Regions from separate parts of the Homo sapiens genome. Here region 1 is linked to region 2. A link is a contact called in ENCODE Hi-C or POLR2A ChIA-PET data. All regions are on one chromosome and are shown on one strand. Each heading gives the region's core, a stretch centred on a gene start or an enhancer-like site at or near the end of the contact. The rest is flanking DNA. Distances are from core to core; before and after follow the strand shown. Region 1 overlaps SAP130 (Sin3A associated protein 130). Region 2 holds the start of AMMECR1L (AMMECR1 like).

Region 1 (5,442 bases), core at 50-2,549, 83 kb after region 2:
GGATAGACCATATGTTAGGTCAAAATTCAAACTTCAAAAAATTCATAAAGTCTGAATCCAAACTAAAGATCTTTTCCAAGTACAATGGAAAGGACCTAAAAAATCAATGAGGGAAAATGGAAAAATTCACAATGACAGGTGAGACTTCTTCCCTGAGTCAGGTAACGGTTTTGAACATATGCAGAACACTTCCTTAAACTTTTGGCGTCTTCATAATGTAACAGCTATAGTAAAGCATTTTTTTTTTTTTTTTTAGGCAGAGTTTCACTCTTATTGCCCAAACTGGAGTGCAATGGCACCATCTTGGCTCACTGCAGCCTCTGCCTCCTAGGTTCAAGAGATTCTCCTGCCACAGCCTCCGGAGTAGCTGGGGATTACAGGCGGCCCCCACCATGTCCAGCTAATTTTTTGTATTTTTAGTAGAGACAGGGTTTCATCACGTTGGCCAGGCTGGTCTTGAACTCCTGGCCTTAGGTGATCTGTCCGCATCGGCCTCCCAAAGTGTTGAGATTACAGACGTGAGCCACCATGCCCGGAGTTGGTTTTTTTTTTTTTTTTTTTTTTTTAAAGACAGGGTCTTGGGAGGAGGAGGTTGCAGTGAGCAGAGATCGCACCACCGCACTCCAGCCTGGGTGACAAGAGCAAAACTCCGTCTCAAAAACAAAAAAAAGACAGGGTCTCACTCTGTTGCCCAGGCTGGAGTGCAGTGGTACGATCTTGGCTCACTGCAGAGATCTGCCTCCCAGGCTCAAGCAAATCTCCCACCTCCCGAGTAGCTGGGACAACAGGTGCACCACTACGCCTGGCTAATTTTTGTATTTTTAGTACAGACAGGGTTTCACCATGTTGGCCAGGCTAGTCTCAAACTCCTGACCTCAAGTAATCCACCCACCTCAGCCTCCCAAAGCGCTGGGATTAGTGAGGGCACTGTGCCCAGCCTGACAAGCACTTTCAAGTTCTGTATGACTAACGTTTTCTCCATTACTTTCTTACGTCTAGACCAGGCGTTGACAAACTATATCCCAGCCCAACATCAGTTTTGCAGATGAAATCTTTCAGTACAGCTACACCAGACATGAGGACTCATGACAGAGACTACGCGACTCACAAAACCTAAAATAACTTACTATTTATCTTTCCCCTTATTGAAAACGCTTACCAATCTCTGCTTAGATGATCAACAAAACAGTAAACAAAGTGCTATTGATAATTTCTGTGGAACAAGTGCTCCAACTGGGGCCAATTTCAAGCTGCCAATGCTAAATGACTCAGTGTGGAGTGGGGTGGAGGTTGGCGGGGGGAGAGGGAGACATGAAACAGCACACCATTCTACATAATTATTCCATGGGAAGAAGGATAAAATGTAGTTGAATAATTAGCAAGTACTGGGTATTTTAATTTAATTACGAGTTTTTACCCAGGATTATAGTTTTTTCAATGGCTGTGTCTAACACTCACCTCATAAAATTCCTGATAATGTATCAATCTACTCTTGTGAGTTAGCACAAGTCAAGTTCAGCATCCCTTTACTTAATGTTTCATTCTGACCTTCCTGAATCACTTTGTGTTTGGCCTGCCTCTGAATACAAGGCAGAGCAGAAGTGGGTTCTGCTTTGCAATGCAATCTGGAAACAGGTGAGTTAAGACCTGTATTAGATTGCTAGAGCTACCACAACAAATCATCACAAACTGTGTGGCTTAAACAGAAGTAGCTTGTCTCACAGTTCTGGAGGCCAGAAGTCTGAGATCAAAGAGTTGGCAGGGCTGGTTCTTTCTGCGGGCTTGAAGGACAGACTATTCCATGCCTCCTCTCCCAGCTTCTGGTGGCTTTGCTGGAAATCTTTGTTATTCCTCGGCGCCTTCCCGATCTCTGCCTTCATGTTCACATAATGTATTTGTCTGTGTCCTAATTTCCCCTTTTTCTAAGAATACTAGTCATGGGTCAGGTATGGTGGCTCATGCCTGTAATCCCAGCATTTTGGGAGGCCAAGGCAAGAGGATCACTTGAAGCCAGGAGGTTGAGACCAGCCTGTGCCATATAGCAAGACCTTGTCTCTACTAAAAAAATTTATTTAGGCCAGACGCAGTGGCTCACGCCTGTAATACCAGCACTCTGGGAGGCCGAGGTGGGCGGATCACGAGGTCAAGAGATCGAGACCATCCTGGCCAACATGGTGAAACCCTGTCTCTACTAAAAATACAAAAATTAGCTGGGCATGGTAGCTCGCACCTGTAGTTGCAGCTACTTGGGAGGCTGAGGCAGGAGAATCTCTTGAACCTGGGAGGCAGAGGTTGCAGTAAGCCGAGATTACCTCACTGCACTCCAGCCTGGGTGGGAGACTCCGTCTCAAAAAAAAAAAAAAAAAAATTTTAAATTAGCTGGGCATGGGCCAGGTACAGTGGCTCATGCCTGTAATCCCAGCACTTTGGGAGGCCGAGGCGGAGGGATCATGAGATCAGGAGATCAAGACCATCCTGGCCAACATGGTGAAACCCTGTCTCTACTAAAAATACAAAAATTAGCTGGGCATGGTGATGCGTGCCTGTAATCCCAGCTGCTCAGGAGGCTGAGGCAGGAGAATAACTTGAACCAGGGTGTTGGAGGTTGCAGTGAGCCGAGATCGTACCACTGCACTCCAGCCTGGCGACAGAGAGCAAGACTCTGTCTTAAAAAAAAAAAAAAAAAAAAAAAAATTAGCCGGGCATGGTGATGCATGCCTGGAGTCCCAGGTACTCGGAAGGCTAATGTGGAAGGACCACTTGAGCCTAGATCACACCGCTCACTGTACTCCAGCTTGGGTAACAGAGCAAGACACTGTCTCCAAACAAAACAAAACAAAACAAAAAAAAGACCAGTCATATTCAATTGAGGATTCACCCTACTCCAGTAGGGCTTCATCTTGACTAACCACATCTGCAATGACCCTATTTCCAAATAAGGCTGCATTCCGAGGTACTGGGAGTTGACTTTTGGGGGACACAACTCAACCCACAACAAAGTCACTGACATGACATGATATGACGCATGCTTGGTCTTACTTCTATCACGATATGCTCTGTATGGTTTTTCTTTTATCTTTCTCTCTTTTTTTTTTTTAGACAGGTTCTTATTCTGTCACTCAGGCTGCAGTGGAATGACATGAACACAACTCACTATAAACTCAACCTGCCAGGCTCAAGCAATCCTCCCACCTCAGCCTCCTGTGTAGCTGGGACTACAGGCCCATACCACCACACCTGGCCAATTTTTTTATTTTGTTTTTAGAGCTGGGGTTTCGCCATATTGCCCAGGCTGATATCGAACCCCCGGGCTCCCCCCATCTGTTGACCTCGGCCTCCTAAGGTGCTAGAATTATAGGCATGAACCACAACACACGACTATCTTTCTTTGTATTTTATCCACTTTTTCATTTCTTTTTTTTTTTTTTTTTGAGACGGAGTCTCGCTCTGTCACCCAGGCTGGAGTGCAGTGGTGCAATCTCGGCTCACTGCAAGCTCCACCTCCAGGGTTCACACCATTCTCCTGCCTCAGCCTCCCGAGTAGCTGGGACTACCGGCACCCGCCACCACGCCTGGCTAATTTTTTGTATGTTTTTAGTAGAGACGGGGTTTCACCGTGTTAGCCAGGATGGTCTCGATCTCCTGACCTCGTGATCTACCCGCCTTGGCCTCCCAAAGTGCTGGGATTACAGGCATGAGCCACCGTGCCCCGCCACCCACTTTCTCATTTCTATCTTCCACGGCCAATACTCTCTTGTGCAGTTTTAATTTTGCCTTCCTTCTGTGGTATCTTCATTAGTTCTCTACTGAGTCCTGTCAAGTCCTGTGTCATCACTTCATGTTTTGCCATTTACTCCAGGAGTCTTTTGTATTTGAACTTTGTGTTTTTCTTCATAGAGGTGGTTATTTTGTTATGTTATTTAAATTCATGGTGGCATGTTTCATTATAAATTTCATCTGTCCCCTGTCAACATCTTTTGGTCAGTGTCTTAAGGAACAGATTAATATACTTTGTTGTTCTTTTCCTATGTTTTAATTTTAATTATCTTCATATTAATCCTTTTTTGTTACTCATCAGTGAATGGAGTTGGCTATTTCTAAAACAGCCATTTATATGAGATTACTTTTACTTGGGTGTGGGAGTGTGGGGGGTTTATTCTTCCAGCTAGTTATTTCTTCACAATCCAAATGCTCTCTTCTTTCAGGTGCCACAGATTGACTACTGCAAATAAAGCCAGTCTGAGTGCCTGTGTGGGCCCTACCTCCACAACTTCTCTGAAGCACAGCAAATCCAAGAAAGAGTCTAAAAAAGAGACCCTGCTCACCCTATTTCTGCACCTGCTGTTGCTCACAGGGAGACTTTGGTACCTCATGGCAGGTTCTTCACCTTCAGGACCAACACTTGAAAACTAAGTCCATATGAGACTTTGTTTTGAAAAAGACAAAAACAGAAACAGACCAGGTGCAGTGGCTCATGCCTGTAATCCCAATATTTTGGGAGGCCAAAGTGGGAAGATCAGTTGAGGCCAGGAGTTCAAGACCAGCCTGGGCTACACAGTGAGACTGCCATCTCTACAAAAACAATATGAAAATCAGCTTAGCAGGCTGGGCGTGGTGGCTCACCCCTGTAATCCCAGCACTTTGGGAGGCAAAGGTGGGCAGATCATTTGAGGTCAGGAGTTCGAGACCAGCCTGGCCAACATGGTGAAACTCCGTCTCTACTAAAAACACAAAAATTAGCCAGGTGTGATGGTGGGTGCCTTTAATCCCAGTTACTTGGGAGGCTGAGGCAGGAGAATCACCTGAGCCTGGGAGGCAGAGGCTGTTGTGAGCCAATATGGTGCCAGTGCACTCCAGCCTGGGCAACAGAGTGAGATTCTGTCTAAAAAAAAAGTAAATTAAAAAAATAAAAATAGCTGGGCATAATGATGACTACCTGCAGTCCCAGCTACTCAGGAGGCTAAGGTGGGAGGATCCTTGCACCCAGGAGTTCAAGGCTGCAGTGAGCTATGATCACGCCACTGCACTCCAGCCGGGGTGACTGGGCAAGACCCTGTCTCTAAAAATAAAACAAAAATAAGCAAACAAAAACCCGAAGTGTTCATTAGCTGAAGACTAACTGTGGCACCAACACACCTCAGAACATCACACAGTATAGGGAAACAGTCACTTTTTCTGGTTTTTCATTTTCCTGACCTCTAAAGATGCTATGTCCTCAAGCCTGGTCCTTGCACCACTTCTGTTCTATTTATACTACCTTCCACTCTCATGGCTCTAAAGAACATCTACCTGCTTACAATTCCCAAATCTCTATCACCAGCACGGACTTCTACTTCAATTCTAGAGCTGTATTACTTCAGAATTTTTTTGTTGTTGTGAGATGAACTTTCGCTCTTGTTGCCCAGGCTGGAGTGCAATGGCGTGATCTCTGCTCACTGCAAC
Region 2 (5,558 bases), core at 3,043-5,542:
CTATTAAGTGTCTGCTGTTACCAATACTTCCCTACCCCACTGATAAAAGTAGCGTTGGTTATAAAAATAACACAGCTCTGAGTGCTTACAATTTCTAGAGGAATAATGCCCTCCTAATACAATTCCATTAAGAATGACCTTGTAATCTAAAAGATCATATTATTAACATGGGATTATTACTCTCATGACCTTGATGGTTTCCTTCTTTGGAGAGCAATGGCTTCTAATAAATCATCCACTGTTTCTTTTCATTCTGAGATGCCAGAAAACACAGAGAAAAATACTTGGCTGCCTTGAGAGTTGTACAGTTTTATTCCACTAGAGTCCTCATTTAAGCTTACAGACATACACTAAAATAGAGACTAAATTTGCTTAAAATGCTATTATTGTAGACATCTTGATAGATACTGAATACCAATTTTAAAAACTGTTGTCAAAGTAGTTAGGTTTCACACAACCACCAGATTAAAATATCTAGAAAAGCCTAAAGGTGGGGGGAAAAATCTAGATTCACCTTTTGAAGACAAGCCTCAAAACAGCTTATTCGAGGGCACGATCTCATAAAGATTTGGGAGGTGGGAAAAAGGCCAAGAAAAAGGGGGTCTCTGCATTTTCTTCTGTTATCATTTAGCATTTAGATGTTTGCTCAAATCAAGCTTTTCACAGAAGGGAACAAGCTGTTGTTTCCTTTGTGACACAGAGTTGACTTGAAATTCAATTTAATAATTACATTATGGGTACTGAAATGGCACCTGAGCTATAATTCTGTCCTACTTATGGAACTATTCCAGGAAACAGTCAGAAAAACCCACATACATTCTGGTAACCATACCAAATAATCATTTATTTTTGAAACCCCCATCATACACACATCCAAAACATTTGGTGTGTGAAAATTTTCCCCCACAAATCACAGATATACCTATACAATTGTTCCTTTTTGTTTTGGAGACAGGGTCTCCGTCTGCGGTCCAGGCTGGAGTGCAGTGGTACAATCACAGCTCAATGCGGCTTTGAACTTCTGTGCTCAAGAGATCCTCCTGCCTCAGCCTCCCAAGTAGCTGGGACCACCGCCATGCACCACCACACTCGGCCAATTTTTAAAAATTTTTTCCTTTTGTAGAGACAGGGTCTCCTTATGTTACTAAGCTGGTTTTGAACTTCTGGCTTCAAGCAATCCTCCTGCCTTGGCTTCCCAGTTTTGGGATTTACACAGGCATGAGTGACTGTGCCCAGAATTTTTTTTTTTTTTTTTTTTTTAAAGAGATGAAGTCTTGCTATGCTGCCCAGGCTGAAGTGGCTATTTACAGGGCTCAAGCGATCCTCCTGCCTCAGCTTCTCAAGTTGCTGGGGCTACAGATGCACGCCACCATGCCTGGCAACAATTGTTTTTAAGCTTTATAGATTTTTAAAAACATAAAGAACTGCAAATTTCTTTTCTTTTTTTTTTTTTAGACAGAGTCTCGCTCTGTCGTCAGGCTGGAGTACAGTGGCATGATCTCAGCTCACTGCAACCTCCACCTCCCGGGTTCAAGCGATTCTCCTGCCTCAGCCTCCCAAGTAGCTGAGGACTACAGGCACATGCCACCACACCTGGCTAATTTTTGTATTTTCAGTAGAGACGGGGTTTCACCATGTTGGCCAGGATGTCTTGATCTCTTGACCTCGTTATCCACCTGCCTCGGCCTCCCAAAGTGCTGGGATTACAGGCTTGAGCCACTGCGCCTGGCCAGAACTATACATTTTCATTTCAACTTAGCTTAAAGAAAAACATGTACCTAGGAGTCAAAACTCTTTTCACCTCCCCTCTGTTTTCTATGTGACCTGTAGCAAGGTGCCACATTTTTCTGGGCCTCAGTTCTTTCATTTGTAAAATAAAAACATTTATCCCCTGTGTCCCTCAGAGGGGCTGGGAGGCTTCACCAAGAAGTGAAACACTCTGAAAACTCTCTCCTAAGTGTTAGCATACTATCATTAATCAACTCAAGAGGGCACAGCAGTCATAATTTTTCCCCAGAACTTTGTTTCAAGTTTACAGTGAAAAATTTTAATTATCTTCAAATCTGTGATGGGATTTTCAAGAAAATATCTTCACTATTGCAAATTTAGGACAAAATGTTCCAAAAGTCTCTCAGGACTGAAACTATAGAAAAGAGAACCAATAATTGACTTTGATCAGGAACTGCATTAACCTCTGAGTTAATTACCCTAAAACTTAAGACAACCTCTTTGGTTGTATTGAGAAACTCATTTGGGAAGGGTGAGGAGCCAGACCTTACAAACTAGAAATATAAAGGAAAGATCATGCCACGCCACCACCTAGCTCACTCTAATGGGAGTATGAAAAACAAACTTGCCTTTGCATATTTAAATTATTTTAAAAGGGAACAAGCGGAAAAACTTCATCAACATTAGGACCCCCTCATGGAAGTAGAAAAATACAAATGAAAACACACCTACATCCCAAAATCCTAGCACATGCCTAAAATCAAAAACTACAACGATGCTCTACTCTAAATATGCCCAAGATAATACTCACTGAAAGCAGAAAGTTTGTATTGCCAGAGGAACAGCTACAACAGAGGAGGGGAGCTATTTTGTCTCTGGAATGAATTTTCTTCCTTCCGATTCCATTCCTTCTTCCTGTACCTAAGACGGAAATGCAGGTGCAGTGAACAAACACCCAGGTAGTGCAGAGGTAAGATAGATACGGTTTCTGAAAAATCACAACTCGACAGAGCAATTTCGGGGGGGTGGGGGGCACAGCAAATAGCTAGAGAACAGGCTCTCCTTATTTCAAAACCTTGCAAACTCTAAATCTGAGGCAGCCGTGAAGTCCCATGCCCTGAATCATCTCATCCTTAGCGTCATCAGCAAGAAGGGAGGACACTGAGAATCAAAGGTTTTATTTATTGAACTCGAGCATGAGACGCACATTAAAACTTCCCCACCACAGATGCAGAGCAAAAGTTGCTCTCAGGCCAGAAGAGACCATTTAAAAGCTCTCCGCCGGTTTCAGAACACAAATAAATTTCCCAATCCTCTGCAAAGACAGAACTGAAGAATTACTGGACAGCACGCCAGAGGCAGGGACCTGAGGGCAGGCCATCTTGCTATGCCGGGAGGAGACGGTCACTGTTGCTAAGGGTCATCCATCCTTAGTCTCGAAGAAATCTCTTCCTGATCTCTTCACCAACTCTCCCCACTACTAGAGAATTGAGCTACTCCCAAAGATGTAAGTAAACAGGAGACTGTTTACATCTCCTGTGGGTGGGAGAGGCCCCACCCACTCTATCCTAGGAGAGGGCAGTGAAAGAGGATAAGGCCCAGAGGGATAAGGGTGAGGGAGCATGGCAAGGAGAGGAGTTCAGATCAGGACAGGGAATGTAGGAGGGCAAGGAGTGAAGGGCACAACCCACAGCCTGGGAAAGAGAGGCATGAAACCCAGCGTGTCAGGTGGACGGATCATGGAATGGGGGGCCAGCGGAGGTTAAGGAAGGAGGGCCCAAGAGTAGGGGTGCGAAAAAGAGAAGAGGAGGAGGAGAAAGTGCGCGTGTGAAGAGTGTTAAGAAAACGACAGGACAGAGCGGGGAGGGGAAAAGCGGGCCGAGGGACAGGGTGAAAGGTGAGAAACGAGGGTATGAGGAAAGAGGGTCCGGGGCGCTGGGGAGTTGGGGAGACGATGGAGCGACGGGTAGAGCAGCTTGGGCCGAGCCGCGGGGGTGGAATCCAGACGCCGGGCGGGGGAGGGGGCGGCGGGGCGGCGGGACGGTGGGTGGGGGCCACCAGGCGGCGCCGGAGACCACCAAACTTTACAGCGAGCGAGCCTGCTTCCTGGAGGGAGTGCAGACAAGGACCAGGAGCGGGAGCCGAGCCTCGCGGCCCGGGGCACGGCGCCGCCCGCCCCTCCCCGGCAGTGCCTCCCGACCCCCTGCCCTCCGCTGGGACATGGCCTGAGGCCCCGCCCGCCGCCCGGGACTCCTCCCCCCCGCTGCCCCCGGACCCTCGCCCCAGGACCGCGGGGTCTCTTCCCGGCCCCGCCGCCCGCCCCGGCGAGAACAGGCCCGGCGGGCAAGGCGGCGGCGGACCGAGGGAGGCCTGGCCCGGCAGCGGGGAGAAGGGTGCGGCGCAGCCCGAGTTTCCCACCTTTTCTCCTGGCCCAGACGCGGCTGGGGCGGACGGGACCTCTCGCGCTCTGCCTCCTCCTCTTGCTTCATGGAGCCATGCGCCTGGGTGGGGGCTCCCGAGAGAAGCTGGCCTGCGGGCGGGCCGGACGCGCTGCGCGGACGGGGCGGGGCGAAGGAGGCCGGCGGGCGGAGGAGGAAGCGGCGGGGCGGCGGCGGCGGCGGCGGCCGGGAAGAACTAGAGGTATTCCCCGGGCGGCTGGAGGACTGAGTCGAGCCGGGACCCGAGTCCTCCGGTATCCCAGCAGCCACCGGAGGCAGTGAGGTAATGGAGGAAGAATGTAGGGAGTCCTCCAGTGGACCACACTCCTTCTAGCGAGCCGCGGAAACCATAGAGATCAGGGCTCAGCCGGAGGGCCGGCCCACTGCTGTCACGTGGCCTCCATCCGTGCGCTTTATTGGCTGGTGCTGGCTTTACGGGGTTGAATTTTGGACGCTGCCTGCCATTCGTGGGACCGAGTTTCAGGCAGCTGGAATAAAGAGAGACATCGGGGGAAAGCCGCGAGAAGGCCAGCGTCCCTGGCTGGGAGCAGAGCTAGCCGAGTAGGGCGCCCGGCTGTCAAAACTGGCCGGCGCAGTGCACGCTGGGCCGCCCCGGAGCGGTCGCAGAGCCCGTCGGGAGTCGTAGTCCGGGACGGGCCCGCAGCATTGTCCGCGACGCAGCTCGGGATCCGCGTCGGGTTGTCGGCCGGGTTGCTGCCAGGCACCGTCGAGCGTTAGCCACCCAGCATTGAGCTGCCAGCGGCTGTTCTCCCTAAGCACCCTCGCTCACGTCGCCTCGCCTCGCCTCGCCTGACCGGCCGCAGCCTTGGATACCAGCCTTAAATCGAGCCGACTACGGCCCAGCCCCGCCCGCGGCGAAGTGCGCGGGGTTCGGTGCCAGCCGCTCGCCCCTGGCCGGGCCAGCCTCTTGATGCACCGGGGACGGGCGCGCCCATCCGACTCTTCGAGGGGCGGCAGGGCCCCATCTGTGTCTTTCGCTCTCGAGCCCCCAGCTAGAGTTGGCTTCAGCGGAATACCTACTGTGCAGGATTATTCAACAAGCCGATTGATCACATTCTTCAGCTCTAGCAGTGCAAAGGCTTCACTGAAAAAGAACATTACAAATTTTTTTTGAAAGAAATTTGGGGGTAAATTTAATTTTAAATACTGATTTTTGATAACATTTGATCTTATGACAGCATTTGTATTTTTAATTACAGATAGGATTACACTAAAAGTCATTTCTGACCTGCTCCCTTACCCTTATGGCTAAAATAAACTGCTAGGCCCTGAAGCAAAGGCGAGCCATGTTCTAGAGCAATGTCTTTCTTGTATTAAAATACGGCCCCATGCTCACATATAGGCTGTTTTGTGTTTTGCTTTTCTGTTGAT

What was found. Hi-C counts contacts between places; a loop is a spot of excess contacts on that map. ChIA-PET counts read pairs that join two places held with the same protein, here RNA polymerase II (POLR2A). Pooled maps may share reads with other maps.
Region 1: a loop to region 2 is called in a map of psoas muscle, with 2.7 times the contacts of the local background. The contact joins the enhancer-like site here to the promoter of AMMECR1L in region 2. A Hi-C loop is called at or near these places in 5 of 168 maps with a recorded cell type or tissue (HepG2, K562, Right ventricle myocardium inferior and 1 more) and 4 of 50 pooled maps. POLR2A ChIA-PET finds 5 or more read pairs at or near these places in 5 of 52 experiments (CD8-positive, alpha-beta T cell, activated B cell, activated T-cell and 2 more).

What each region holds. Positions count from the first base shown.
Region 1 is chr2:127,967,873-127,973,314 of GRCh38, forward strand. The region is part of intron 15 of SAP130 (Sin3A associated protein 130); the gene reads right to left. Among named protein-coding and RNA genes, the nearest start is that of SAP130, 57 kb to the right of the region's middle. Within about 2 kb of position 1,300, at least 3 of the 41 ENCODE cell types and tissues checked have a DNase peak (open chromatin) inside an H3K27ac peak, as active enhancers do; they include psoas muscle, where a contact is called at or near this core.
Region 2 is chr2:127,881,664-127,887,221 of GRCh38, forward strand. It overlaps AMMECR1L (AMMECR1 like), which reads right to left and starts at 4,293. Exons shown (of 8, transcript NM_001199140.2): 1 at 4,147-4,293; 2 at 2,540-2,649. LOC107985944 (a long non-coding RNA gene) reads left to right here and starts at 5,455. Exons shown (of 2, transcript XR_001739707.2): 1 at 5,455-5,558. It also overlaps the pseudogene LOC107985803. RefSeq lists enhancers at 4,164-4,759, 4,544-4,623, 4,634-4,893 and silencers at 4,184-4,233, 4,244-4,413, 5,124-5,173.